Regions from separate parts of the Homo sapiens genome. Here region 1 is linked to region 2. A link is a loop called in an ENCODE intact Hi-C map of the cell type or tissue named here. Cell type or tissue: CD4-positive, alpha-beta T cell. All regions are shown on one strand. Each heading gives the region's core, and the rest is flanking DNA. Links, peaks and the distances in the headings are about the cores only.

Evidence for each region. A loop is a pair of places that touch in the nucleus more often than their neighbours do. Peaks named below come from ENCODE experiments on the same cell type or tissue, not always from the same donor. Only the 100,000 strongest peaks of a DNase experiment are listed, where the experiment ranks them.
Region 1: a loop joins it to region 2, with 10 times the contacts of the local background. A loop is called at or near these places in 18 of 110 quality-filtered maps.

Annotation. Positions count from the first base shown.
Region 1 is chr3:151,914,487-151,929,293 of GRCh38, reverse strand. It overlaps AADACL2-AS1 (AADACL2 antisense RNA 1), which reads left to right and starts at 1,119. Exons shown (of 3, transcript NR_110203.1): 1 at 1,119-1,437. In CD4-positive, alpha-beta T cell, for the core only: a CTCF peak has its summit at 10,873 (motif pointing right); a DNase peak (open chromatin) is centred at 10,833.
Region 2 is chr3:151,159,097-151,175,360 of GRCh38, reverse strand. MED12L (mediator complex subunit 12L) reads right to left here. Exons shown (of 45, transcript NM_001393769.1): 8 at 15,260-15,529; 9 at 11,319-11,468; 10 at 9,842-9,941; 11 at 9,379-9,515. Among named protein-coding and RNA genes, the nearest start is that of GPR171, 36 kb to the left of the region's middle. In CD4-positive, alpha-beta T cell, for the core only: CTCF peaks have their summits at 6,711, 6,910 (motif pointing left) and 8,951; DNase peaks (open chromatin) are centred at 4,060, 5,200, 5,880 and 6,880; H3K27ac peaks cover 1,654 bases.

The DNA.
Region 1 (14,807 bases), core at 6,808-14,807, 750 kb before region 2:
CAGGAGTGAAGCTGCAGACCTTCGCGGTGAGTGTCACAGCTCATAAAGGCAGTGCGGCCCCAAAGACTGAGCAGCAGCAAGATTTATTGCAAAGAGTGAAAGAACAAAGCTTCCACAGTGTGGAAGGGGACCCGAGCGGGTTGCCACTGCTGGATGGGGCAACCTGCTTTTATTCTCTTATCTGGCCCCACCCACATCCTGCTGATTGGTAGAGCCCAGTGGTCTGTTTTGACAGGGCGCTGATTTGGTGCGTTTACAATCCCTGAGCTAGACACAAAGGTTCTACACGTCCCCACCAGATTAGCTAGATACAGAGTGTCCACGCAAAGGTTCTCCAAGGCCCCACCAGAGTAGCTAGATGCAGAGTGTCGATTGGTGCATTCACAAACCCTGAGCTAGACACAGGGTGCTGATTGGTGTGTTTACAAACTCTGAGCTAGACACAGAGTGCAGATTGGTGTATTTACAATCCCTGAGCTAGACACAAAGGTTCTCCAAGGCCCCACCAGAGTAGCTAGACACAGAGTGTTGATTGGTGCATTCACAAACCCTGAGCTAGACACAGGGTGCTGATTGGTGTGTTTACAAACCTTGAGCTAGATACAGAGTGCTGATTGGTGTATTTACAATCCCGGAGCTAGACATAAAGGTTCTCCACGTCCCCACCAGACTCAGGAGCCCAGCTGGCTTCACCCAGTGGATCCCGCACCGGAGCTGCAGGTGGAGCTGCCTGCCAGTCCCGCGCCGTGCGCTCGCACTCCTCAGCCCTTGGGTGGTCGATGGGACTGGGCGCCGTGGAGCAGGGGGTGGCACTTGTCTGGGAGGCTCGGGGCCGCACAGGAGCCCATGGAGGGGGTGGGAGGCTCAGGCATGGCGGGCTGCCGGTCCCGAGCCCTGCCCTGCGGGAAGGCAGGTAAGGCCCGGTGAGAAATCGAGCGCAGCGCCGGTGGGCTGGCACTGCCGGGGAACCCAGTACACCCTCCGCAGCCGCTGGCCCGGGTGCTAAGCCCCTCATTGCCCGGGGTCGGCGGGGCCCGCCCGCTGCTCCGGGGGCGGGGCCCGCCAAGCCCACGCCCACCCGGAACTCCAGATGGCCCGCAAGCGCCGCGCGCAGCGCCGGTTCCCGCTCGCGCCTCTCCCTCCACACCTCCCTGCAAGCTGAGGGAGTGGACTCTGGCCTTGGCCAGCCCAGAAAGGGGCTCCCACAGTGCAGCCGTGGGCTGAAGGGCTCCTCAAGTGCCGCCAAAGTGGGAGCCCAGGCAGAGGAGTCGCCGAGAGCGAGCGCGGGCTGTGAGGACTGCCAGCACGCTGTCACCTCTCAATAACGCCCATCCCAACGTTTCCTGAGGAATAATTTTGGTCGTGTTCCTGCTACTCAGCTTTTCGTGGTTCCTGCTCATTTTCAGAGTCTAACATTCCAGCTTTTCCGGAAATTCTGTGAGTATACAACAAACTTTGACAATTCCTTTTGGATTTAACTCATCTGAAGTTAGTTTTGGTTATACTCAGTGAAAAATTTTGGTAGTAGTTACATGGCTCGAATAAAGAAAATAGACTTTGCTTTCTGGGTCTGGGAATAACCAGTGAACATCTTTCTGAGCATCAGTTTCTCATGCATAAAATTTAGGAAAGAAAACCTGAGGGAGGTTAGCTGAATCACTTCTCTGCTTTGCAGAGTCAGATTCTATAAGAAAATGTTATAACATGGAGAAATTTGCCCTTTTCTGTTCTCCTCAAGCCCCCAAAATATTTGTCTTCTGATAAAATGTAAGGAGAAAGAAGAGGCAATAAAAGCAGAAAATGAAAAAAAAAAAAAAAGGCCAAACAAATCTTTATTTTGTTTTGATAGAAGCCCATGAAATATAGCAAGTTGGTTTCAATTTTCTGAAGCTTTGCACAATCAATTAGTTAATCTTAATCACTGCCTATGGAATTCAAACATGCACAATTCCAAATTTTTACACATTCTCATTCATTAAAATAAAGGCAGAAGCCAGGCGTAGGTAGAGTGATATTTTTATGAAGCACAAGCCTTGTAATTTTCCAACATCTGTGGGGAGTTAAAAAACAATCGCTACGATCGCTTCAGTTGCTCTGAAGCTGGTAATATGTGAGTCATGTTTAGGTGCTTTCTGGGCCCTACAAAATCATCAGATAGATTTTCAAATGTGTTTGCAGTAAGAGCCGCACCTCTTTTTTTCTGGGCATGGAAAAACCATGTAAAATAGATCTCAAAGAAGCCAGCATTGTAAGCAACAGGCACATAGTTTATTTTTAGAGACTGGGTTACCATTAGCACATATTTGGACACTTTTTAGTCTGACTCAAATATACAAAAAACACTTTACTAATCATTTATAGAGCAAGTTCGCTGTCTCCACCCTACCCAGAATATAAAATATAAAGATTCTAATAATAGGGGTACACTTAATAAATGTATTGATGGGTGTTTCTCTTTCAACACAATTAATTTGCCCTAAGCAGTGTCTAGTTAATGAGGTCTTAAATTGTCAGAATAAATAGGTGTGCTCTGCTCTAACTTCAACACGAGGCCATGGCAGACATGGCTCTTTTCAGCTACCTAAGTTTACTTTCAACCATTTTCCTACCCATGCAGTGTCCCTTTACTGAGAATTGGTCGTGGACTTCCAGCTGTCTGTTTCCTCCCGAAGAGGCCAGCTATCTTGCTGCACTAATGATTCCTCCTTTGTTGGAAGCTGACTCTATACTAATAAAGAACTGCTGGCAAACAACTGTAATTAAGAAATTTAAGCTTGAGAGAATTAGGATGAGGCAGTGTAATTCCTCGTTATCTTTGAGCATTTTTGGAAGGCATGAGGTACTTTTTGTTTCTGGTTAAAACCGAAGGAAACATTGAATAAATTCCTGCCTTCCACATAATAAAAAAAGGTGTATATTTGGACAGGCTTTATTCTTAGTAGTCACTTCATTTAGATCCTTACTTTTAAAATGTTTCTAATAGGGAAAAAATACTTTCATTCAACTTTTCAAACTAAGAAGTAAGATGGCTGTGTCCCTGAAAGATGGTACATTTATTTAAACTAAAGTTTTACATACATTTAAGTTATACATGACTTGTATCTTATTATTTTCTGAAGGTGGGTTAGGATAAAAAGAAAAGAGGTAAAAGAAAAGAACATTAAGACAAGAGTTTTAAAAAAAAATCTCAGGAGTCTAGTAGGAAGCATGATTCATCCATAAAAAACCATGAGGCAAACAAGTCTTTCAGGAGGGAGCTGTGAGCTGCCTTGAGGCTTATCCACTAGCCACACAGAGGCTGGAGCTGTAACTTTTGTTTTAATGAGGGTTTCTTGGTCAGGCTTAGGTTGACGTCCAAAAAATACATCGGGGAAATCTTGGCAAATAGAAATTCCAGTAGGACTTTTGTTTATGGTCTCTCTTTACTTCTAGTATGTGAATTCCTCGAGGGTAGGGTGTTATTCACTACTAGATCCCTAGCACCTGAAAAGTACCTGGTGCCTGAAAAGGACTGAAAAGGGCAATTATAGGAAGGGAGGGAGAGAGGGAAGGAGGGAACAGAGAAGGAACGGTGTTCCATTGAGACCCCCTGGAGGAAGAAAATCTGGGTTGTGTGGCTTTCAGTAGTTCAATGAGCACATAGCTGTCTTTAAGCCTCCACCTGTGGTGTGTACAGATTCATAACACCCCAACGGCGCATGGTTATGAGATCACCGAAGCCACATCCTCTAGGTTGACAAAGTTTATCCCAACATGCTCACTCTCTCCAAAGCTCTCTCTGACTTTTAATTTACCTGCCACTACTTAATTTCTCCTTCTTGGATTGCTTTGATATTTGTGCATCTCTCATTATGCTGCACTTTGACTTGTATTTGGCTGCTGGTTCTCAACTGAGGTCCTACCTTTATTCCTGAAATTTACCACAGGGCCTGCAACTGGCCTTTAAGCACCAACTCTGCACAAAATCTGTGACTACCTAGGTGTTTCAGGTTGGGCAGCAAACATTTATTCTCAAGTATTCCCCGAGTCTGGTCACTGCTTGACCTTGCCGAGTCCCGTGTTCACAATGTTGTCGAAACCTGTGGGTGAGATTGAGTCTTCAGAGGAAAGAACTAAAGAATTCACGAGGAGCTAGCAACAGCAGAGACTGACTGAAGGGGAAGAGAGTGGAAAGAAAGGATTCATGGAATCTGGGAACACAGAAAAGGGAATGGGAGTGAAAAAGCTCTATATACTTTAAAGTCTGACCCTGAAGTTGTCCCGTTGCGAGTGCTGACTGTACCAGCCTGTAATACATTTAGAGAGATGCACAACTGTGCAAACAAAGCAAATTGCAAACCAGTTTTAGTAATTTCTCAATAAAGGGATTACCCTGTAATTCTCTGTGAACCTCCTATTTTGCAAGCCCAAAGGGAAAACAGTTTTTTCTAGACACATCTATTATGCTTGTCCCTCAGCTAGCAATAAGGGATGCTGCCCTTGCCTTCAAGTCCCTGCTGAGCACCACAACCATGCTCAATATCCTCATCCGTAAAATATGGTCAAAAGAGTGTCTGCCTCACACATTGTAATTGGGATTAAATGAATCAGGTCTAGAGTGTTTAGGAGATTGTCTGGTACATAGTAAGCATCTAAGACGTGTTAGCAATAATATTGACAGTAATGATAAGAGATGACATGATGGTGATTATGATGGTATTAACACATCATTGGCTGTGACTGATTGGACAAGTAACGCTTTTATCCAAAGGCTACCAATCCAGAAGCTGCATGTTGTCTTACAGTTCCTCTGGCTGGTTGCAAAAGATGAGCTAGGCCAGAGTCCTCTCAAAAAACCAACCAACTGTGGCCAAAAAAGTCATAGGCTGGGATGGACATTGTGTGGCATTGTGAAGGTTAAAATTGGGAGGCAAAAAAGTATTTAAAAGAAGAGTGAGTAAAAAAGAAGAGACATTGTAAAAAAAAAAAAAATCACTAAGAAACAGAGACACTTAGTAAGAGAGCCCAGAGTACCCAGCCAGCCCCTGCCTATCTTTTAATTCTGCTAGTCTCACTACCAGTTTCTTAAAGGTCTCCTAGATTCCAACCATAACACTCAACTTTTAGTTTTAAATTCATCTGGGCTTGAGTATTCTTTGTCTCTTGAGCCTAAAGAATCCTGACTAGATTAAAAAATACTTTTTATAGCACAATTAATCATACTACAAAAATGAGTCAGATATCATCTGGCTGCAAGACTTCCTTTCAACTATCGTTTACAAATTTTAAAGCATAGCAATTATTGCAAACACTGATGAACAGATTTAGCTCTGTATGAACATTGGAATTTCCATGGATAGGCATCCTATGCAACTTTATTCTCTAGGCCATTATAAAGAGATTCTTAAATGTCAGTGATAAGAGCCAGTAACTGAAGTAGCAGAGGAAAGTGTCAGGGAGTGCAAACTCAAATGTCTATCGAGAAAATTCATGCATATACTGGGTGTAATACAATAGAGTGTGGTAGGAATTTTGCCAAAATAAAGAGGTCTGCCATCCTGCACTCCTCCCCAAGACAGACATTTCTCTTAAGATCAGTCTTCTCTTGATGGGTGGAAATAAGTTCCCAGTTAAAAAAGCCAAAAATGTAGATTTTTAAAATTGAAAATCTTCTGATTTTTAAATGTTAAAAACTGATTTAATTTTTTCTAATAAAATATCTGACCTCCCAAAAAATGTATCTACAGAACAAACTTTATTTGAGGCTGCCAGTTTCTGCCCTCTGATATAATAGCATGGGAAATAGTCTATGGTAAAGAACCAGATGGTATACAACTTATCATATTTCCTAAATCCACATTCTACTCTGGTTATACTGTAAAAAGACAAGAGAGAGGAGACTTTAAGACTTTTTGTTAGAGGGAAATAAAAAATGCATATCAACATTCGCCCAAAAGATTCAAAAAAGTCTTAACATTATGATCACAAAATTGTGGATCCTGGTGATTAATAATGCATACATATATTGGGATAAAGTCACGTGGAGTCCTCCAGGACACCTGTATGTCATTTTGCAGTTGTCCTCCCCATCATTTACATTTCATCAACAATATCTAGGAAATCATAATATGTAGGTAATTTTCAAAACTTAAAAAAAAATTTCTAAAAGATTAGGATTAAACCCTTGGCTTTGGAGTTGTATTTAAGCATACTCTTTGATGATGGAAAGAAAGTAGTTTAAGTGATGTACATGTATATTTTAGTAGCCCTGGAATAATGTGTTCTAGGTGTTATTTAAAAAAAAAATTCATGGCTAACCAAATTAATTGAAATAGGATTGACTAGATTTGGTTTGGTTTTGATGAAGCACAAAATGTTCTTTAAAGAGAAACTTCACCGGATACAGGGCACAGCTTTCAAATCATAATCCAGTGACAGTCTTCTTTGTATCTACTGTAATTGTCCTCATTTATTTTCAAAGGACTACTTAGACACCTCTGTGAAATGTCAATCTATTATATTCCATCTTTTGCTCTAAGTTATTCAAATCTAAAGCAAAGTGTTTTTAATGGAGAGATTACCTTCCTTCCACATCCTCTCACTCAAAACTTGTCCATCTAATAAATGCCAGAGACAAAAAGGTGAGAGATTCAGTTACTGCTATTTAAGAACTCTGGATTTAGTATGAAAAAGTGCTTACTACTTCTAGTGTTAGCCCCACCATCTAAAAAACTTAGAAGTCGACCGGACGTGGTGGCTCATGCCTGTAATCCTAGCACTTCGGGAGGCCAAGGTGGGCAGATCCCCTGAGGTCAGGAGTTCAAGACCAGCCTGGCCAACATGGTGAAACCCCATCTCTAATAAAAATACAAAAATTAGTCAGGTGTGGTGGCACACACCTGTAGTCCCAGCTATCAGGAGGCTGAGGCAGGAGAATTGCTTGAACCTGAGAGGTGGCGGTTGCAGTGAGCCGAGATCATGCCACTGTCCTCCAGCCTGGGTGACAGAGCGAGACTCCGTCTCAAAAAAAAGCTTAGAAGTCATCACTCCTATCCTTAAATAACAAAAAGCTGAAGAAACTAAGAATCAACAACTGTTCTTAGATCTATCAAAGAACTAAGGTTTCAGAGCAACCTGCCACTGAAATCTGGACAGGCAGTGATAGGCAAAATAATGGCTGAAGAGAAATCCAAGTCGTAATCCTTGGATTCTATGAATATGCTATATGACAAAGAAAAGAGGAATTAAAGTAGTAGATGGAATTATGGTTGCTAATCAACTGATATTTAAACAGGGAGATTATCCTGCAATATTAGTTGGACCCAATATAATTATAATGGTCTTCAAATTTGGAAGGGGTAGCAGAAGAGAACTATTGTGATACCAGTTTGAAAAGTGCTTGGCCTTATATTAATGCATGGAAAACGCAAGAAAATGAATTCTCCCTTAGAGCATCCAGAAGGAACATAGCCCTGCTGACTAATTGATTTTAGCTTGATGTAAACGATTTCAGACTTCTGACTTCTAGAATTTTAAGATAATATATTTGTGTTGTTTTAAGACACCAAGTTTGTAGTAATTTGCTATAGTGGTCAGTAGAAAAAGAATACATACGTGAATCCAGACAGTCACAGTGGAGCAACTTATCTGGAGCAGAAGCCATTAGCACCATAAGCTGGCAGAAAAACTAAAATATTAATTTTAACAAATTCCTAGAGGTTGAGTATGGATTATTTGAGAGCAAAAAACTCCTAGAGGTCCCAATCTTAGAGAGGCTTCAACAATTTTATGGGTTTTTACCTCTGGGAACCCCTCCAGGTTCTCATGGTAAATATTCATGAAAGTTTCCCTTGTGGCACTAGCAGGGGAAAGAAAAACTAGTCAATGTAAAATATACCCACAGCCTCCTCCATAATGGACTACGCTGCAGATAAAAGGACTTTACCTGAGCCTTATCCAAGCTGGAAAAAAGCATTCCTCCCACTTTAGTTCCCTCTAGTGTTTCTGCCCCAACTAAGAGGGTACAAAAACTATACAACCGGAGAAATGCTTATGAAAGTCACAGCCCACAGACACAGGCTGACTAAAAGTGTGCGTTTTCATCCTAAGTATATAGAAGGCATCCCCTCACTGACACTTTACCACCACACCAGCAGGACTGCAATATAGTAACACTGGATTACATCGGAAAGAGCTGCAAGATGCAGACTCTCTGTGAGGAGGAGTACTTAGGGAATCCTAAAGTCAAGAAAGAAGACAAAAGCAAGGAGACTAGAAGAACATGAAGCCTCTGGCACCCACAGCTACAGCTGAGATTAAACACAGCCTAGATTCCAGCCAGATTAATGTAAATCCTGACAGTAAAGGACAGTTTATCTCAGTTATAATTACCCAATGCAACATGTTTGGCTTTCAGCAAAATAATTACCCAATGCAACATGTTTGGCTTTCAGCAAAAACTACAAGATGTACAAAAAGGCAAAACATGCGTGTACGCATGTGCGCACATATACACACTCACACATACACAGTCTGAAGAGACAAAGCAATCATAAGACCCAGACTCAAATGTAACACAGATGTTCGAATTTCAGACAGAAAATTTAAAATACCTATGATAAATATGTTAAGGGTTCTATATTTGTTAGCTAGGGCTGCCATAACATAGTACCATAGGCTGGGTAGTTTAAACAAGGGAATTTTATTTCGCTCTGGAGGTTAGAAGTCCAGGCTCAAGGTGCCTTCAGGTTTTTCTTCTTCTTAGGCTTGTCGCCATGACTCGCAGATGGCCACCTTCTTGCTGTGTCCTCACGTGATTTTTTCCTCTGTCTGTGTGCATCCTTAGTATCTCTGTGTGTTTGAATTTCCTCTTCTTATAAGGACACCAATCAGAAGGAAAGAGATAAAACTGTCTATATTCACAAATGATATAATTTTCTATTTTAAAATACCAATGAAATGACAATAAATTCCTGTAATTGATAAGTGTATATAAAAGGGTCACAGGATAGAAGGTTGAAAGTCAATTGATTTCTTATATACCAGCAATAAACAACTAAACATTAAAATTAGAAAAAGAGTCCATACCATTTACAGTAGCTCAACTACACAGATATAAATCTAATATAATATGTATAGAAAATGTGTGTAGGAAATGACAAAATATCAACAAATAAAATAAAGAAGACAAAAACATGGAGAAAGATGTGTTATATGTATATACAAAACACATATATATTTTCTTACTCTACAATCAGCAATCACATTCCTAGGTATTTACCCAACTTGTTTGAACAAACTTATGTGCGCTCAAAAATGTGCCCATAGTTGTCTATGAAAGAGAAACTCGTTACTCTATGTTTTTTTCTACACATTAGAAAAATTTGAACCATCTACAGTAGTCCCCACTTATTCCTTGTTTCACTTTTTGTTGTTTCAGTTACTCATGGTCAACTGTGGTCCAAAAATATGAGCTATTTTATTATATTTTACATGTAACTCTATGTGAACAATTGGAGGAAGTACTGGTTTAGGCCAGTGGTTCTTAAAAAGTGGTCCCAGAACCAGTAGCATCGTCATCTGGGAACCTGCTAGAACATCAAGTCATTGGAACTCACCCAGAGCTACTGAATCAGAAACTCTGGGTATAGGCCCAGAAACGTGTGTTGACAAGACTTCCAGGGGACTCTGATCAGCGAACATGTGAACAGTAGGAGGTTTCAGCAAAAGGAAAGCTCAGGATAGAAACCTTGCACCAACATGGGCTGTCTTTTGGTGTGAACATATATAGACATGTTTTTGTGCTTCCCTGGGGGTGCTGAAGAAGGCTGATGAGAGCCAAGAACCAGCAGGCCTGGAATGGCCCACAATGGTGAGGAGTAAATGTGCCAAGAGCAGAAACTGCAAGTAATCTCTTAAACTATGGGCTGGTGGAGGAGAGCATGACTGAGACTCAAGGTGTATTAGTTTGTTCTCACACTGCTAATAAAGACATACCTTAGACTGGGTAATTTATAAAGGAAAGAGCTTCAATGGACTGACAGTTCAGCATAGCTGGGGAGCCTCACAATCATGGTGGAAGGCAAAGGAGAAGCAAAGGCATGCCTTACATAGTGGCAGGTAAAAGAGCTTATGCAGGGGATCTCCCATTTATAAAACCATCAGATTTCGTGAGACTTATTCATTACCACAAGAACAGTATGGGTGAAACTGCCCTCATGATTCAATTATCTCCATCTGGCCCCACCTTTGACACGTGGAGTTTATTACAAGTCAAGGTGAGATTTGGGTGGAGACACAGCCAAACCATATCACAAGGGGTTGGCAGCATCCGAAAGCGACAAGGAGGGGCCAAGGCAGCAACACGGTGGGCCACCCACCCAGTCTAGCAAAGAGCCAGCAGGCAGGGCTGGCCCAGCAAGCTTTCTGCTCTACTCAGGTGTTCTCCTGTGAGGTAGAAAGGGAAGCAGAGAAACAGCACTTACAAAGATGTTGAAGCTTACATTCTCTGAATATTTATATAATTTTCAGCTGCTTAATTTAGAAGAAGAAGTAACTGTCATACTATCTTCCTACGCAAACCCTGACCAGCTGAGAGTCCATGTATAAGCTACAGTTACATTTTTAAAAAAAGAAGAGAAACAATTTTACAAATCTGTATTAGTGCATATATTTCAACACAACAACATAAATCTACCTGATCCATTTCATTATTTGCTTATTTAGAAACTATTTCAGAATAAAAGATTATTATTTCAGATTCCCTTGTCAGATAGCCTGGAAAATGTGAAGACTGCTTAGGGTTTTGAAACATTCACTTTGAAGTCGTCAGAAATGTTGCAGTGACAATTTTAAAACCACTTGAGGGCAGTAAAAGCACATTTCTTAACTGTACATTGCAGATGATTTAACCATAACCTCCAAAATTAAAGACTTGGCCAGAATACCTTATCTGCATTTCTAACTTTGTCTAGAGTTATGCCCCCACCCCCATCTGCCAGGTTTATATTCCTAGTTTCTCAAATTTAAGTAGAACAAGAACAAAAATTTAAAGCACACATTCTGTTTTTGGTTTCTTTCATAAGCAATATTTTTGCTGTGGCTTATAATTGATGTATTTCAGAGACATGGCTCAATTAAGTCACAAGTTCAACTTCTTTACCTCAAATGTATGTATATTTCAACATCAATTCATATATGTGAGCATGAATGTTTGTGTGTGGATATGTGTGTGTTTACCCGGAGAGATTTGAGTATATAAATAAAAATAGTCGTTATCATTATAGTGAATAAGAAGAACTCTTTTGGGCACATTTATAAAGGTACTTTACTCTTTCCCATCACAGCCCTGCAAATCCACTGTCTTGGCATCTTCTTCATCACCACCTTGAAAAAAATCTTGGGCAAGTCCCATAAATTCTCAGAAATTAAAAGAAGAAAGGTTTCCTAGTTACCTTTCCCCCCTAAATTGTTTCATTTCAGTAATTAAATCACCTATCTCTGTGTAATACTTAAAATTGCTAACTTCACCTAAAGTTAAACTTCTTCCCTTTATTTTGTCTGCTTCCCACCAGAAGTCTGCAGTGGGGAGAAGTGGTGAGGTGGTCACACACATTCTGGTCCATGTCCCTACCAAGTTTCTACTCTTCTTCCCACAAGGCTGCCTCTGACTTGAGGGTTCAAGAGAAGAAGAGGAAAGAGGTAAAGAGCAGAAGGTGTTTTCTTTCACCAATACCTCTGCAATCTGACATTCATTTGGTGGGTTGGGGGGCACTGCGGCAGTAGTTCAAATCTGCCCATTTCTCTTGTGGTCATTTTTGAGGGCTTTTGTGAGCTGTGTGACTGCACAACCAGGTCAGGGCCAACTTCATGGGTGTGAGCCCTATGTAGAATCTCAGGACCACAGGCTTAGAGGGGTCCCAGGCTTGGTTTAATGCTCTGTTGTTGCCTCTGCATTTTTAAAATAATTTTTGATCAAGAGACCCTGCATTTTCATTTTTCACTGGGCCCCAGAAATTATACAGCTGGTTTTGACTGAGCCCCTTCAACAGCAGCTTTACTGCAGGACAGTGCTTCTTTTTCAGCTGATAATTTATAATCTCCCTCTGCCTCTCGGGTCAGATTTTGCCCCTAGCAGGAACCCCCTTGGACAGGGTCCCATGAATAAAGATCACACACCAATGTCTGTCCTTAGGTTTTTTGCTCCAGAAAAGCAAACACTTGTTGGGAGCATGGCTATTATAAAACTCTCTCTGCTAGAGTCAGAAGTCATCTCAGCCAACTCTCTCCAGTCACTTTCTTCTCAGACATGAATCAGGTAATTTGATTGTGTTCCTAAGCAACACCAGACCCATGTAGGCTCTCCACTTAGTCTTTGAAGTGGAGTTTAGTCCTCTCACTGGGCTTGAGTGAGGTGGAGCATCATATCTTCCTCCTCCAGATAACTGTCAAAAACCAATTCTTTCCCTAACTCCCTGGCATCTTCAAACTTAACTCTTTTGTACCCATAAGGTGGGTGAGAAGCTAATGGTCAAAACGTCAATTTTGGGCCCCTCCTATTTTAGGTCTGTACAGGGAGTTTAGCCTCACTTTGGAAGTTGCAAGTTCTTGCTCTCTTTGTTTTGTTCTCAGCCTTTAGGAAACTCTATAGAAACGGAGACAGAAAGAGTCTCAATATAATGCCCAATGACATCATTTATAGGGAAAACTTTTACTCGGCATTAGATATTTTGAAATTTAAATATTTATTTGAAGAACATTTTAAATATCCTCAATTCCCTTAATACATTAATATCTTCATTAGTAGAAGGGATCAATTCAACAAATATTTTGAGCATCTCCTTTGTGCAGGAATCAGTAATAAGTTGAGCTAATATGCAAATTAGCAAGAGAGCCTCCACATTCTTGAGGAGTTCACAGTTAGAAACTGAAAACACAAAGACAATTTCCTAAAGATGAGTAATAATAAAGTCGTGTACAAATGCAATAAGATCACAGGAAAGAGAGCAAATACAACTCTGGAAAAAAGAGAACATTTCACCAGAACTAAAATTAGATTTGGATTATAAAAAGATAGGAAGATGGTGGGCAGAATGTGGAGAATAATTTCGAAGCTAGAGGCAGTAATTTGTTCAAAGGCTATTGCGATAATCCAGGTAATATTATGAGGGCCTAAACTAAATCAGGGTCTCTTGGGGAAAAAGAAAAGAAGCATAAGTAGGTGGTAGAAATGAGAGAAATTATTGGCTTATTAAATGAGGAAGAAAAAGGAGCTGAAAAATAATTCTAGGAAAAAACAATCTCAAAATACCATCTTGCAGAAGATGGAGTATTAAATATAAAAATAATAGAGTATTAGAATGTATCATTTTTGTATATAAGTACATGTTAATTCATTTTAATTCAATTATGAAACAGTAGAAGTATGCTTTTTAAGATTGAGCATTTGTTTTATATAATATAGCCAATGTTGGATGTGGTAACTAGCCTGCTCTTTGCAAAATCTTATTGCTTAAATTTCCAGGAACATCATGTAGACAGGTAAGTCGATTTTAGCAAAATCCAACAAAGAAACTACTTTATGTCCAAAACTGCAATATAGTTTGTGCAAAAGTAATTTAATTAAGTTCAGAAAATGTTTACTGTATGCTGTGTGAGTTGCTGGTGGGAAAGTAAATGATGCAACTACTTTGGATGACTTTGGGAAGTTTTCAGTAAAGAGAAACATATACTTATCCTATTTCAGGAGAAATGAGAACACATCTGCTAAAAGATCAGAGTGTTTACTGAAGCTTTATTCACAATAACCAAAAACTAGATTGGATAATAAACCAGATCATGAACAATGCATTGTTTTGTTAGCATACAATGTGTATTAGTCCGTTCTCACGTTGCTATAAAAAACTACCTGAGACTGGGTAATTTATGAAGAGAAGAGGTTTGATTGACTCACAGTTCCACAGGCTTAACAGGAAGCATGATTGGGAGGCCTCAGGAAACTTACAATCATGACAGAAGGCAAAGGGGAAGCAAGCACCTTCTTCCCATGGCAGCAAGACAGTGAGAGAGCAAGTGGAGAACTGCCACACACTTTAAAACCATCAGATCTCATGAGAACTCACTATCATGAGAACATCATGAGGGAAACCGCCCTCATGATCCAGTTACCTCACACCAGGTTCCTCCACCTGACACATGGGGATGACAATTAGAGATGAGATTTGGGTGGGGACACAGAGCCAAACAATACCACAATGGATCACTATATAACAACAAAAGTGAACAAACTTGTTACGTGTAACAACATGGACACGAACATCATAGATATTATGTTGTGTGAATGACATTTAGGCACAAAAGAGTAAAGACTATATAACAGAACCTTCAATATGAGGTTCAAGAACAAGTAACACTAATAAATGATGTATTGATTTTCTATTGCTGTAGTAACAAATTAAATGTAGTGATTTTAAACAAAACAGTTTTATAGTCTCACAGTTTAAAGGGACTAGAAGTCTGGCAACAGCTTACCTGGGTCCTCTGCTTAGGATCTCACACAAGTGCAATCAATATATCAGCCAGGATATTTTCTCTTATTCAGGCTTGATTAGGACAGAATCCTCTTCCAAACTCATTCAGAGTGTTGGCAGAATTCATTTCCTTTGGTTGTAGAAATGAGGGCCCTGGCTTCTTGTTGGCTAGTGGCTAGTGGCCACCATCAGTTCTTAGATCCTGCTCACGTTTTTTTTTTTTTTTTTTTCATGACGGAGTCTGGCTCTGTCGACCAGGCTGGAGTGCAGCGGCGCGACCTCGGCTCACTGCAACCTCCG
Region 2 (16,264 bases), core at 2,941-10,940:
AGACTAAAAGGACATGTTTATAAATGAAATCAATCACTTAGTCAAGGTCAAACAAAATGGTCAAATTTGGAGAAGATATTATTCATATTACAGCACCAATAAATAATATGGAATAATATGTAGTGTAGTTATATTAGCAAGTCATATAGGTTGCAAGCTGAGGCATACTGTGAGGAGCTGGATGAACTGCAAGTCACAGAAGTAAAAAAGTTAGTCTTAACTGCTAATAGAACATAACCTTGCTGTACCTGGTCACAGTCACCAATATAAGATAATAGGCCTAACACTGTTAACCATAAATTCACAAGATCTATTACATAAGCATAAATGGTATTCATTTTTTATAATCTTTATACATATAAACATTTCCAAGCCTGGCATGGTGGCCCAGACATGGTCACCTGTAATCCCAGCAACTCAGGAGGATCACTTGAGCCCAGGAGTTCAAGACCACCAGCCTGAGGAATATAGTGAGACCTTATCTTTAATTAGCCGGGTGTGTGGCGTGTGCCTGCAGTCCCAGCTACTCGGCTGGGGATCACATGAGCCCAGGAGTTCAAGGCTGCAATCAGCTGTGATCGCACCACCGCACTCCAGCCTGGGCAACAGAGCAAGACCCTGTCTCTTACAAGAAAAATTAAAATAAAAAAAATTAAAAAAATATTTTGCATATATACATTTCCAAAAGATATTTGAGGTGGCTGATTTCTGACTGAGAAAGGGACAAGTTTTCCTAACTTCACATCCTTAAAATCAATGTTGATAGTCTTTAGGTCTTGTGACATCAGATAAACCAAACATATACCATGGAAGCAAAAGCAACTTCCTTTTTGTAAAGCAGTAGTTAAAAACAGAAGAGATCTAATTCTGCGAGGAAACAAGACAGATAAGACAATCCTCTCTGAGTATTTAAATCAACTAATTTTTTACTTAGGTTTGTCATTTATTTGCACTTTAACAAAAAATGATTCTTCTAATCTTCAGTCAACGTTTAAGTAATACAAATGAAAAAAATAGAGGAGTTGTGAGAAATACATAATTGCATAACAGAAAGTCATACAGGGGCTGATCCATAATTTCAAAGTAAAATCTCTCCAAAAGTCCTTAACAAGTACATGTCTCTCATATTTAAAATACAGACTGAGCATCCCTATCTGAAAATCCAAAATCTGAAATGCTCCAAAATCCAAAATGTTCTGAAGACCAACCTGATGCGCAAAGGAAATGCTCACTGGAGTATTTCACACTTCAGATTTTCAAACTGGGGTGCTCAACTGGTAAGTATATAATGCAAATATTCCAAAATCTGAAAAAAGTCTAAACTCCTAAACACTTCTACTCTCAAATATTTCACGTAAGGGATATTCAAGCTATAATTAAAATATTATGCGTAATTTCCAAAATTCATCACTGTACAAAAAACTTTACTGCTTGCCTTTTATGAAGATCAAAGTAACATACAGATAAGAAGGAATTACAAATTTCTAGAAGATGGTGCTTTGTTCTACTCACTTGACAACCAAAAGCTGTCCAGTCAAGAACATAACAACTGGCATTTACTAAGTGCTTATCATGTACTACTACACGAAGTGGATTCTATTAGTAAGGCCATTGTACAGACAAACAGACTGACACTAAGGGAGATCTGAAGCCACTCAAATACTTGGGAGCAAAATGAAGACTGAAAATCAGGTCTGAACTGGCCTAAAGTCTATGGTATCCTACCAAGGCCAGCGTGCTCAACTTGAGGATTTGAATTTTCTAATTAAAATATTGTTTACTATGTTAAAATTGTCAAGCAAGCTTTTAAAAATTAATAGATTATTCCATCACATAAATGTACCAATATTCATATTTGGAAATTGTTGGTGAAAATTGTTCATGGCAATTACAAAGGTGTCTTCCTCTTTTTTCCAAAATTACATCTGAAACTTGTTACTTCAGCTATATTGTTCACTGAAATAAAATCATTTTTTAAATAAACAGTAGAAGAAATAGAACGTACTAGTTAAGAGTACCATTTGGATTGTACTGTTAATTGGAACTACTTAGGATTCCAATTCCTTTCTTCCACCAATGAGTTGGGTATCAGCCTCAACAATTTCTCATCCTCTCTAGCATTGGTTGCCTTGTCAAAAAAGTAAAAGATTTTTTAAAAAGAGAAAGTAAGAAAAAGAATAACGTGCATCTCACAGGCCAGGGAAAAACTAAATAAGATGACATAACACTAAAACAGGGCTCGTTGTCTAAAAAGAACACACACAAAAAAGTTAAAAAAAAAAAAAAGTCGCATAATACTCAAAAACAAATCAAGAGGCCCACTCCAATCTAAACAATGTGTGACAGGCCCTTCTCAGTGACAGCAAGTCTAAATAACTGGACACACAATTTTGTTTTCCCAACTATGTTACTAGAAACCAAACTTTTACTAACACATTATTTCAAAAAATAAGAAAATACTAGTTGTAAAAGACTAGCAACGCTTCCTTTGGGTGTCCAGTAGGAAATGTGTTAGCTTCTGAAGCACAATACACTTCTGGCTGGGCTGTGATCAGCATCAACAACATAAATTCAGCACACCTGGATCTCAACAGAAAGCCATCCATGCACATTTTCCTTGCTTGCTTGACTTTTGCCTTATTTGACTTTCTGCAGTCTTGGTTTTAGAAACTGACTTTTTTCCTTAAACAACAACAAAACCTAAGCATTTAAATGAACATGATTTCCTTTACAACATGGTCCTGCAGCTACCCCATCCTGAGTGGATCAATGCCATCCAACTGCCTCCCTACAGAGAGTAAAGACTTCATGAAAACCAGCAAATGTAAAAAGCCCAAAAGATCCTGGCTGTGCCTTATGATTAGTAGACTGCGTGATGGGTATCTGTGTGTGCCCACAGTAGCCCCAAGGGGCCCACTATGAGTCTCTGATCATATTCCTTCCAATTCTGCAGTTTTTAACTAACTCTATATACATCAGTCAGTAATAATAGCAGCTAGTGTTTATTAAGTACCCATTTACATGCTGGGAACTATAAATATTTGAATGGTTTATCAATCAAATATTTCATGTCATTTTCACATCGTCAGGAAATAGCATGCCCATTTTACAAAATGAGGAAACTGAGACTCATCAAAAATACGTGAATTGTCCAATGTCCCTAAAGAAATACACTAAACTGCTGATTTCACAGCAGAGAGCTCCCCTGTCAGCCACACCCCTACCTCTACCTGCACGTACTCTCTCCCACATCTGAATCTAAGCATTCGTCTAAGACTGATATATACAGATTCCATGACTGTATTCATCTCTACCTTTCCAAGCCAAATCTTATAGGGGTGCTTCCCCTTCCAGTTCACTGCCCGAGTAGCTTTTTAATGAGGTCTAAAAAATGAATTCAATAAATGCGACTGAGCATCTCCTGGGCCCCATGCATGGTACTTGGGGCTGATAATGTGCATAAGGTGAGGAGAAGAAGAAACATAGACCCCAGGGAAACGCTTGCAGGAAGACAAATGTGGAACAAGCCCAGCACTGACAGAAAGCGAGCTTTTGTCCTCTGGATCGTGGTGGTGAAGCAGAGTTCGCCAGCTGCACTGATACAAACCTGGCTGGGCCTGGGACACTCTGTGCCACAGGTGAGGAAAGCACATTTTCTAAACTTAGGGCCTTTGCCATTCAAAACATCACTATGAACTCATCACAACCTTTCAAAGAATTCTGCACGAATAGTCTAAGCATAAAACAAATCCAAACAATAAATATGTAAGTTTCCCCGTCTGGGGTGTGTGGTTTTAGCAGCAGGGAAGGAGGAAACACACATGCTGCTGCAGGAACACTCTGTCCAGTGCAGCCGGTTCCATCTTTTCATTACTCAGGATAAAGCTGGCTTCCTGGGACCCCCAAAGAGAGAAGTGAAAAGGCAGCTCTTCCTGCCACCTTTAGCCTGTCCCTTCTATCCATGTCCTTGAGGCACCCTAAAGATGCAGCTGCCTCCGTGCTCACACTCATCCCAAACAGAGAGATGCCAAGAGGAAGGAAGTGGTCTGAGGCCTCTGAAAAGCAAAGAGAGCAACTCCTCCTCCAGCTGCTCAGAGGTGAGGTCACAAGTGACAGGCTCAGTGAGCATGTGGAAACCAGGGGTCCCACTGTCCACATAACGACTCCTTTGTGTGGATGTCAGGATTTGCCACCTCCATCACCCAGACTAGAAATGGCTCTGAAACACTAAACAAGCAAATAAGTGAGTACATGTTGTAGAAGACATGTACCAGGAATTGAAAAGTGACAAGCATCTGAGTGAATATGGCCAGCAGACACACTGCCTGGCTGCACAGTATTTTAAAATCAGGAAAGTTTACATGCAGATCTTGACATCCAGCTTCTCTTGAAATGTTGGATGATCAGGGAACAGTGGATCCCAAGCAGAATCTAAGAATTTGAGAGGCTTCCCTCTTCAGACAGGGTCTGCCCACTTCCCAGACACCTCAACCCCCACCACCTCCAGGCTGCCTTATACATAGCATCCCCCGACTCATTCCCACTACCTGCCTGGCCACTGTGGGACATGAGCCCTGACCTCAGTATTACCATCTTTATATCTCACACTACTCTGAATGGAAAACTAAGCAGCACAGATCTAGAATAAGGAAACACTCAGGTTTTTGAGATTTTTATTTTCACCTCCCTTGCCATTATACCCAAAAGCCCAGACACAGAAACAGTGGCCAAGGAAATGGGGCGGTAAAGGGCAACAGGGAGGGAGAGTAAAGAATTAGCACATTCCAGGCCAGGTGCAGTGGCTCACGCCTGTAATTCTAGCACTTTGGGAGGCTGAGGTGGGTGGATCACGAGGTCAAGAGTTCAAGAACAGCCTGGCCAACATGGTGAAACCCCATCTCTACTAAAAATAGAAAAATTAGCCGGGCATGGTGGCAGGCGCCTATTAATCCCAGCTACTCGGGAGGCTGAGGCAGAGAATGGCTTGAACTCAGGAGGCAGAGGTTACAGTGAGCCAAGATCACGCCACTGCACTCCAGCCTAGGTGACAGAGCAAGACTCCATCTCAAAAAAAAAAAAAAAAGAAAAAGAAAAAAAGAAATAGTGCATTCCATGTGGAATCAGTGAAGGCACACCACATAGCCTGGCACACCCCAATGTGGGCACAGAATCAGCTCCTACTCCCACTCTCATGACCACAGTCCAACCACAAGGCAGGGCCCAGGCCTCGGATGCCTTCATCCCATGCACTGCAGTTTTCAACAGGCTTTCACCAATACTGAAACTGATTACACACACAAACTTCTCCCATTTAGACAGAAGTTCTCCCCTCCCTACAAGGAAGTAGAGAGGACTGCATTTCCCTGTCGCAGTTCCAGAGAAAAGGGAATTAAGGAATCAAGGAGGGTGAAATTCAGGTTTTCCCAACAGATGTGAAGAAGCAGGCTATGCAACCTGGGGCCTAGGCCTACCTAGACACGACTTCTAGTAACAGCAAACCTCCAACCTATTGCAACTACAGAAGTTGATCATGTTTTATCTATCGTGCTATCTAAATCCTGAATGAATTATGAAAACAAAAAAGGGGAAGTATATTTTAAAGAAGTGAGACCAATTTCTGAATCCTAACCACACGTAACTCCTTATCAGAGAACAGCATCATCACATTAGTTCTTCCAGTATAATACTAATAATTGCTATATTATTATTGTTAACAATTTTTAAAACATATTTGTATAGTGCCTTATAATTCTCAAAGTGTTCATGTTTCCTTAGAGAAAAAAAGGGCAAGTACTCTATGCCTACTTAACCAGGAAGGGCACTATTGCACAAAGCCTTGAGTAACTTACTCAAGATCACCAGCTGATCAGTTAACATGATGCTGCAGCACATGCATGAATTCCAGAAATACGCAAAGTGACTCTGCAGTCAAGAAAACAGGGCTGGGCACGGTGGCTCATGCCTGTAATCCCAGCACTTTAGGAGGCCAAGGCGGGTGGATCACTTGAGGCCAAGAATTAGAGACCAGCCTGGCCAACATGGTGAAACCCAATCTATACTAAAAATATAAAAATATTAACCGGGCGTGACGGCAGGGCACCTGTAATTCCAGCTACTTGGAAGGCTGAGGCAGGAGAATTGCTTGAACCCAGGAAGTGGAGGTTGCAGTGAGCCAAGATCACGCCACTGCACTCCAGCCTGGGAGACAGACAGAGACTCCGTCTCAAAAAAAAAAAAACAAAAAAAAAAAAAAACAAAGAAAAAGAAAACAGTAACCCCTGTTAAGGAGTAAATAGAGAGATAAAACTTGATTACATATACATATATACCTTGATGCATATACCATACATACAGATACCAACGACATATTTTAAAAATTAATTTAGTCCAGGCACACTGGCTCACACCTCCCAGCACTTTGAGAGTCCAAGGCAGATGGATCACTTGAGGCAAGGAGTTTGAGACCAGCCTGACTACAAATAGAAAAATTAGCTGGACACAGTAGTATGTACCTATAATCCCAGCTACTGGGGAGGCTGAGGCATGAAAATTGTTTGAACCTGAGAGGCAGAGGTTGCAGGGAGCCAAGACAGTACCACTGCACTCTAGCCTGGGCAACAGACTGAGACTGTCTTGGAAAAATACTAATAATAATTTAATGTTAAGTATTACAGAAGGATCCATCTATTTTGTTATCCTTTTTGCCAGACTATTAAGAAAAGGTGACCAATCTGAATTATGGGTTGAAAACGTAGTTTTCATCAAGTCTTTCTGAAGTTGAGTCAACATTCAAAATAATTACTGCTAAATGGGGCAACACTGATGGCCCTTCCAGAAATGTGCGTGCCTAGAGCCTCCAGGACTCTCAGTCCTGAGCACATGTCGCCCTCTGGTGGCACGCACCTCTCTGAATCCTGGAGAAGTCACTCAGGTAGGGGAAGCTTCCGGCAGTGATTTCCAAACATTTCCCACACACCCTCTCAGCTCAAAGAGTTTTTTTAGTAAAAACTTTCAACACACACTTATTTATAACTTCTATACCTATACGATCATAATAATTACATTCATTTCCAGAGACAAAAGAAGCTTTTGAAAATTATAATCTGAACAGAAGTTCTAATAACCTTCTTGCACCCTAATGGCTCATTGCAAGCACCCACTCCGGAGATATCTGTGATTTACAAAGAACCTCACAGTGTGATTTCATTCAGAAAGATTGCAACATAATTTCTGCCCTTGAATTTTTTTGAAAAAACACCCCTATTTTTTTCTTGAGAGTGCTGTAACTTAAGTGTCTGCAGGTGAATGGGGCAATAATCCTGAAGTTAGCCAGTGCATACACTCTGAAGGTATATAGTCAGGCTAACCACAAAACTAAGGTGGTTATGATAATCTTGGTAAAACCCTCACCAGGAAACAATGTAGCTTTTACTCAATACTTAGTGCAAGAAGCTAAACAATCCAAGATCCCCCTGAATTTTGGGTATCCCTACTTTCCTTCCAGATAACTCACCTATATGTATTAAAAATCTTAGTATTCATGAAGTCTTTTATCTAAGAAAGTCTTTACTAAAAACACACTTTAAGGTTTCCACCCAAAAAGAGCACGTAGCACTCTAACTTGCCTCAGTAAGCAGAGGATTATATCAGCATGCTCCACTGAAGTAGGGAGGCATTGCTACTGAACTCGCGATGAATTTAAAAAGCACACTCAATCAGTCCCTTGCTCTCAACGTTCTGAATGATCCTAGCTGGCACCATTAGTCTTGAACCATATCTTTGAGAAGCAGGGTGATCAATCAAAAATTATTCCAAAAAGAATAATAATCTGGAATATGTATCAGGCTCACATAAAGGTAAGAGAAGGAAAGGTTTTTGATGGTGGTTGTTGTTGCTGTTTCATCTTTTCTTTCCACATATGCATTCCCAAAAGCCAGTTGAAATATCAAAGATGCTTGCCATCAGCTAACTAAGGTATTGAAGGTGTCTTAAAACTTAACTCTGCAGTCCTAGTGCCTAGCACAGGCTGGATATTATCATCGGCAGTTTTCATTGTGAAAAGAAGACAAACTTTTTATTTCTCCCCAAATAAGGCTGAGGAAAAAAACAACTGAATATCCTAGTTTTGGGGCAATTCATTCATGAAACAATCTATTGCTAGATATGTGTGAGATAAAAATTATCTGTGATTATCAATTTTAGATATTAACTTGGCTAAGCTATTGTATCCAGTTGTTTGGTCAAACACCAGTCTAGTTGTTGCTAAAAAGATTTTTTTAAGATGTGATTAAGATTTAAATCAACAGACTTTGAGTAAAGCAGATTATGTTCTATAATGTGTGTGAGCCTAATCTAGCCCATAGAAAGTCTTAAAAGACTAAGGTCCCGGCCGGGTGCGGTGGCTCAGGCCTGTAATCCCAGCACTTTGGGAGGCTGAGGCAGGCGAATCAGGAGATCAGGATTCAAGATCAGCATGGCCAACATGGTGAAACCCCATCTCTACTAAAAATACAAAAAATTAGCTGAGCATAGTGGTGGGTGCCTGTAATCCCAGCTACTCGGGAGGCTGAGGCAGGAAAATCACTTGAACCCAGGAGGCAGAGGTTGCAGTGAGCCGAGATTGCACCACTGCACTCCAGCCCAGGTGACAGTGTGAGACTCTGTCTTTAAAAAAAAAAAAAAGACTGAGGTCCCCAGAGGAAGAAAGAATTCTGCCTCCAGACTGCCTATGGACTCAAGACCGCCACATCAGTTCTTCCTTGAGTCTCCAGCCTGCCCTGAATATCTCAAATTTGCCAGCCCCATAATCATGTGAGCCAATTCCTTAAAATAAATACCCCTCTCTTTTCTCCCCCCCTTTCTCTCTCTAGGTAGATATAAACATATATGTACGCATACACATATATATACATACACTTAACACACACTTTTTTTCTATTGGTTCTATTTCTCTGTAGAACCCTAACACATTGTCTAAGGATTTTTGAAAGATCATGACCACGGGTATTCATGCACTGCCCTCTGCTGTGCTAAATGTTAACATACATTCCCCCAAGTTAAAGCCAACCCACCATATTAAGTCCAATCACTAAATGAAGGATATTCTTCTAAAACTAAAATTGGAAAGTGATGGTAAAAGGGCCAAGAAAAATCTTGCCCGTCAATATATCAATATTCCTAGGTAGATAAGCCCCACTGACATTTCATTTTAATAATGGTAGGTAATCTTAGTCCAACAATAGAATGATTTCAAGTGTGTATGTCTTCATAAGATACTACACTTCATAGAAAAGGTTTCGCCAGAGTTTCCTGAATGAGAAAGAAGAAAAAAACACTATGAAAATAAAAGGTGAAAAGAATTAAAAAAAAATTAACTACCTCTTGGTTATCTTTGTTTTGGTTTGCCCAGAAAATCTTATGATAAAGTGTCTCCATGGAATTGCTGGAATCAGTTCGGTCAAAACAGTGACGATCCAAAACTTCCAACGTGTGCAAAACCCGACTAATAGTCACCCCTATAGGCAGAAATTAAACAAGTGGTTAATGAGGCCAAAAATAACACAGTTATAACACAGTACAAAATCACCATTCTATGTGAGGCAAAAGAATTTTTTTTTAATTATCATTCTTGGCATATGTTATCAAACAATCATCAACAAAACCAAACTTGACATTCTAGACAGCCAGGATCTAAAAGGCATAAACTGAAGATTGTCCTCAAAATTCACCAAGTGGCTCTGTCAAAAAGCTGCCTTATTCATGTGGAATGGTTTATAAGAAGCAAAAACACAGCATAAAGTCCAACATTCAAAAGCACTCGTTCCTCTGTGGCATTCTGTACCTGCTGTGGATTCTTGGCACTTGTCAAATGACCACCGAACTTCCACTGCACGGCCTCTTTGTTTTATCTGTTGTTCTACTTCATAAATCCTTGCCCGAACCTGAAAGATAATCGCTTCTAATTAACTTGTGCTTGGAATGCCACAGCGCATGTCTAAATCATGTCAGGTTTTTCCACGTGAGTAAAGTATCCTATAGTGAACTACAATCTTGACTGCATTGTAAGAAATGCAGCCTGTGGCCCAATAAGTGAATTTTTAAAATTTACAAAGGGCAATTCAATGTCAGTTTTCAATAATAAATGTTCACAAAAATAAATGCTTGCAAAATTTGTTTTACGAGTGAAATTTCTTTTTTAGGACACCACGTGGAAAGGTGAATGTTCTAAAATAATCTCTTTGAGCCATTCTTCCATGTGTGAAAGCAATTTGCAACGTTCTATTAAGAAAACTGCTTGGGAAAAGACAGGGATCTTATTCTTTTTTTTTAATGGATGAATATGATTTTATTTTATTTTTATTATACTTTAAGTTTTAGGGTACATGTGCACAATGTGCAGGTTTGTTACATATGTATACATGCGCCATGTTGGTGTGCTGCACCCATTAACTCATCGTTTAACATTAGGTATATCTCCTAATGCCATCCCTACCCCCTACCCCCACCCCACAACAGGCCCCGGTGTGTGATGTTCCCCTTCCTGTGTCCATGTGTTCTCACTGTTCCATTCCCACCTATGAGTGAGAACATGCGGTGTTTGGTTTTTTTTTGTCCTTGCAATAGTTTGCTGAGAATGATGGTTTCCAGCTTCATCCATGTCCCTACAAAGGACATGAACTCATCATTTTTTATGGTTGCACAGTATTCCATGGTGTATATGTGCCACATTTTCTTAATCCAGTCAATCATTGTTGGACATTTGGGTTGGTTCCAAGTCTTTGCTATTGCGAATAGTGCTGCAATAAACATACGTGTGCATGTGTCTTTATAGAAGCATGATTTATAATCCTTTGGGTATATACCCAGTAATGGGATGGCTGGGTCAAATGGTATTTCTAGTTCTAGATCCCAAGACAGGGATCTTATTCTAAATATTAATCACAATCCTATGGTTCAAGTCACATAAGGCTTTGAAACAAATAACCCAGTACCAATAAGAACATATAATAATTACCAAATATCAAAACTACTACAGGAGTCATGGTCATGTATTAGAACCACCACCATAATTACAGTCTGGGTGGCAGAACTCTCAGCAAGAACTGTTCAGCAAGACAGTGAAAAGAAAGGGAGCAACTTCGAGAATTTCAGTGGTTCTGAAGAGGCTAAACAATTCTCTAAGGTCACCCAGAGTGTTAGCAGGCAAAACTGGGATAGCACCCAAGCATCTAGATACTAAAACCTGTGCTTGACCCACTGTGCCCTGATGCCTGTCAAGAATGAAAACAGCCATCAAATCACTGAAACATAAAGTCTACCTGCTGATTGAAAGCCGTGTTCCCACCCGGCATGGGGAGGCTGGACGGGGCCACCTGCAGCAGATCCAGGGGTGAGCCTGGGTTTGCGCTCTTATTTTCATTTGTGGAATAATTCCACACCAAGGCACTTGGGCAACAGAGAGTGACAGTCTGGAAATGAAACAGATAAAGTTGGATGTTCAGAGGAAGGAGAAAAGCATAACAATAGCTAAACAGTAAAAACGACACCCTGTCATCACTGTATTATTGTCTCCTACTAGTAAGTTTAAAATACGAGAGTGTCTTACCCCATTCTCAACTTCGCAATTGAGAAGACAAAACTAAAAATTATTAAGTTGAAAGGGAGGAAGTACAGCTGTTGAGAAATTAAGGAATAATTCATAAGCTAATACTCCAACAGGAACCTGAAGGAACTTAATAAAAATGCAGTAATCATCACTTAAAAATCGTCACTTAAACCAATTTTTCATGCAATTAAAAACATGAGATGAACTTATAATATGTAATTTCTAAGGCTGTAAAAGCTAAAAAAAAAGAAGTATTTAAAAACAAAAACAAAATCAAATAATCATGTAATAGTAGCTTCATAAATGGTGGGCAGGCAGTAACCCTGGACAAGGGGTTGTCAAACTTTTTCTATAAGAAGCCTGATAGTAAATGTTTTAAGCTTTGCAGGCTACCTACAGTTTTTGTCACACATTCTTCATTTTTGTTTTAATAATGCATTAAAAACATAAAACCTATTTTTACCTTGTGGGCCGAATTTGATCCACAGCCTGTAGATCTCCCTCGCCCTAGACACTTGCAGACACTCTTCACTCAACCAGAAGTACTTTATATGACCATCTTGCTTATGTGTCACAATAACCCCATGATCTAGGTAGTGTTATCCCCCACCTTTACCAAAGAGGACTATGAGCCGCGTAGATTAGTAACCAACCCAAGTTTGATTTTATTAATAGCACACATGCTCAGAACCACTATGTTATCCTGCCTCCTAAACATAGATTAAACATTATAGCTCACATTTAATTAAGCTAATTACACTTAGTCTACGCTGAACACTATCTTGGAAGCTTTCCGTCATCATAACCTTAACCCTATGAGGCAATGAAGTAAGAACTATCATTACTCCCCAACCAGACACGGGGAAACAGAGGCTCAAGGTCACCGTTACTAAGTGGCAGAGTGAGGTTTAAAATCAGGTCTGTAACAGCTTTAAAGTGTATATCTAAGCCATTATGCTCTTGTGCCATTCAACAGCAAATTTTTTTTCAAAAATATGAAATTAAGTACAAAAAGCTGGCCAGGCACAGTGGCTTGCACATATAATCCCAGCGCTCTGGGAAGCCAAGGCAGAAGGATCACTTGAGCCCAGGAGCTTGAAACCAGCCTAGGCAACACAGTGAAACCCCATCTCTAAGAAAAATTTAAAAATTAGCTGGGTGTGGTGATGCACATCTGTAGTCCTAGCTACTAAGGAGGCTGAGGGGGGAGGATCACTTACTTGAGGCAGGAGGATCACTTGAGCCCAGGAGCTCCAGGCCGCAGTGACTGAAGATTAGGCCACACTGCCCTCCAGCATGGGCAACAGAGCAAAACCCTGTCTCAATCAATTCATCAATCAATTTAAAAAAAATAAAAATAAAAAAAATAAACTCTGAGGTCTAGGAGACATCTTTGTGGAAACCAGATAGCAGATACAAAGAATGTCAAGTCCCTGAAACCTACCAATCCATCTCTTTCCACTGGGCTACATCCCTACTGCCTTCCTCATGACTGTAACAATGTGGAGTTCTCAACTCCTCCTGACAGAGCCCTTCCTTGTGTCCTTGATTCCAAAGCCCTCTAATACCCAGGGCACTGATCTATCAAACACTGCTCCTTCTCCTATTTGCTCTTAGCCCAAAAATACATTCAAATCTGCCCATCAAAATATATATATATTTTTAACTCTCCACTCAGCTGCCATCTTTATCCATTATCCATTCTCTTCTCTTCTCTTCATAAACACGTTTCTCAAAACAACAATTAGTGCTATTTCTCCTTATTCTCCATCACTCCTCGACATTCCTTAATTTGGCTCCTTATCCACCATTCAATTAAATAGCTCTTTAAAAGATCACCAATGAACACTATATTGTTAAAGACTACTTCAGCCATCTTCTTGCCAGATGTCTCCAATACTCTACACATTGCCCACTACTAATTCCTTTTTGAAACTTTCTGCAGACCCCAGTTTAGCATAGTGGTTGAGTGTGGACTCTGGATCCTGATTGCTTTGGTTTGGATTCCAGCTTTGCCACTTTCTTGCTCTGTAATCTATGCATTATTGATGTTATAAGAATAATAATGGTTCCCATCTCAAAGGCTAGTTCCAAGAACTAAATGACTTAATAACATACGTTGCAACTTAGAACGATGCCTAGACCATAATAAATGCTATCCATACGCTAATATAATTATGACAATATTACTGTTATTCTCATCATCTTTGGGCAACAATACTCTCCCCCTGTTCTCTCTCCAGTCTGGCCAACCTTCCCGGTCTCCTCCATGGACTTCCCCTCTGCCCGACTCTTAAGCACTCCTGTCCTTCAGGTTCACGGATTCTCTCTCACTACAAAATTCTTCAGGCAACCTCACTCCCTCTTGGGTTTTTGAACAGCCAAAGTTCTTGAAGGATTCGAATCCACACAAGTAGCCAACTGTCTGCCCAAATCTGCAGAATTGGACATGTAACAACTCTTGAACATATCCATTTGGAGGTTCTAAATAAAGGACAAACAGTCCAAAATAGTCCAAAGCTGAACTCCCTGAAATGCTTCCAAACTGATTTCTTTGCCTTGCAAGCCTCCTTTCCTACCTCCCCACTCCCACCAATCTTCCCTCTACTGTGGCCAATCAATCTAACGACAATTACACAACTACCTGTGTCACTTTGCTGCATAAAACCCTCTGATGACACCTCAATCATAAGGCCCACAGGGCATCTTCTATGCCCTGACCCCCAACAGAGTTTATAATGTATGTCCCACTAACACCCACCTACACAAAAGATAACTGACCAGCCTCTGGGCCTCTTCCCATAGTGTTTCCCCTGCCAGGAAACTTTTACTACTTCTTTTTACTTGATCTTTCTCAACTCATTCGAAGAACTAAAAAATTTCTTTCACAAAGCCTCCGTGAGTTTTAGGCTGGACTAGAGGTTCCCCTTTTCAACTGCCTTGGCCCCCTGTGTATCTCCCCAACAGCCCTTGTCATATTATTTGGAAACTGTCCATTTATGACCCAGTTTTCCTGAAAAGACAGTAAACTCTGAGAGTGGAGACCATGTCTTGAGGGTCAACTGTTTCAAAGCTCCTTAGTATACAGCAGAACACATTAAGAGCTCAAGAAATACAAACTGAACACTAAGCTGTGAGCTCCTCTAGGGCAGGACTGTACCTCATTCCTGATATTCCTGGTAGTATCAGCCCAGCAACCAGCATGTTACTGGATGTTCAAGGACTACACAAGCAACAATGCTTGGAAGACGAACGGAACCCGATACGATTTGGACTTTAAACACAGACAGGCAACCAACCCAAGATGTGAACTTAGAAAGATTAAAAATGCTAGCTGGAGAAGCTGTCTTTCCAGAAGAACAATAATACAACTGACTTATTCTGTGGGTTCCCTGAAGGATTTTTAATTGAACTGCTTAATGACCCTAATAAAGGACAACTGCAATAACACTCTCCTAGACGAATGTGACAAATCTTCTCTCAGCTTGATCCATCACAGGGAAATAAAAACATAAAATTTCAATCAATAAATTACTTGGGTGAGGAAAAAACTAGAGTTGTAAAAAGTCAACTAGAGAATTGAAAATGCCATTCCCAACTCAATCACTTCCCACATTGAATTTTAACATAAAATAACAAGGGCCAAGGACTTACCTGCAACATACAACTAAGTCCATAAACCAGGGGACCATGCTGTGCACAGGAAAGAAAATCTGAGAAGGCCAGCTGCACGGGGCTCATGCCAGGGCCGGGGGGGCCAGGGCTGGGGGCCCCGATACTCGAGTTGTTTGGTCCTATCATCATGTGGGGTGAGTGGGCAGCAAGGAGGTTGGGGCTATCGCTCAGCAGCAAGGAAAGACGCCGGGCACAAAAGTAGGCAAGACGACGAGACAGGTAGGCCGACTGAACAAACTCATCTGAATACTGAGAAGTAGAAGGACACCAGACTTCAGTCATGTCTTATGCGTCTTGGTTAAATAACTATTTTAACACAGACTTTTTTTCATTTAAAAAAGATAAAAAAACTTCAAAGGTATAAAGCAAGTGCTGTCCAATAGAAATAGAATGTGAGCCACACGTATAATTTTAAAGTTTCTAGGAGCCATGAAAAAAATAAGAAACAGGCAAAAATTAGAATAATGTATTTTATTTAGCCCAATATATTCAAATGTTATCATTTCAACAGGTAATCAACATAAAAAGTATTACTATTATACACTTTTCCATACTAAGTCTGAAATCTGGTGTGCATTTTACACTTAGAGCACACATCAATTTGGACTGGTCACATTTCAAGAGCTCAGTAGCCACATCTGGCTAGTGGCTATTGTAATGGACAGTGCAGGTACAGACTATCTCAGGGGAGAGACACAGGAACCTATGGTATAGTCTGTGGGGAGGGTATGAGAGTGAAAGGGAGAAGTGCTGTTCACTGGATATTCTTCCATCTTCCTTGAATTATCAAATACATGTATCACGTAAGAATTTTTTTAAATAAATCTCATCTAGATACATCAAATTTAAGCACATCTTAGACCAATCATCAAAATAAAAAGTTTCCTATCCCAAGAGTCTCAAAGACTTGTCAAAAGAATGTAGAAGATCCCCTATCTTCAAAAGGGATGATTTGTTTTGTTTTCACAGAGATTTGTGTTATTA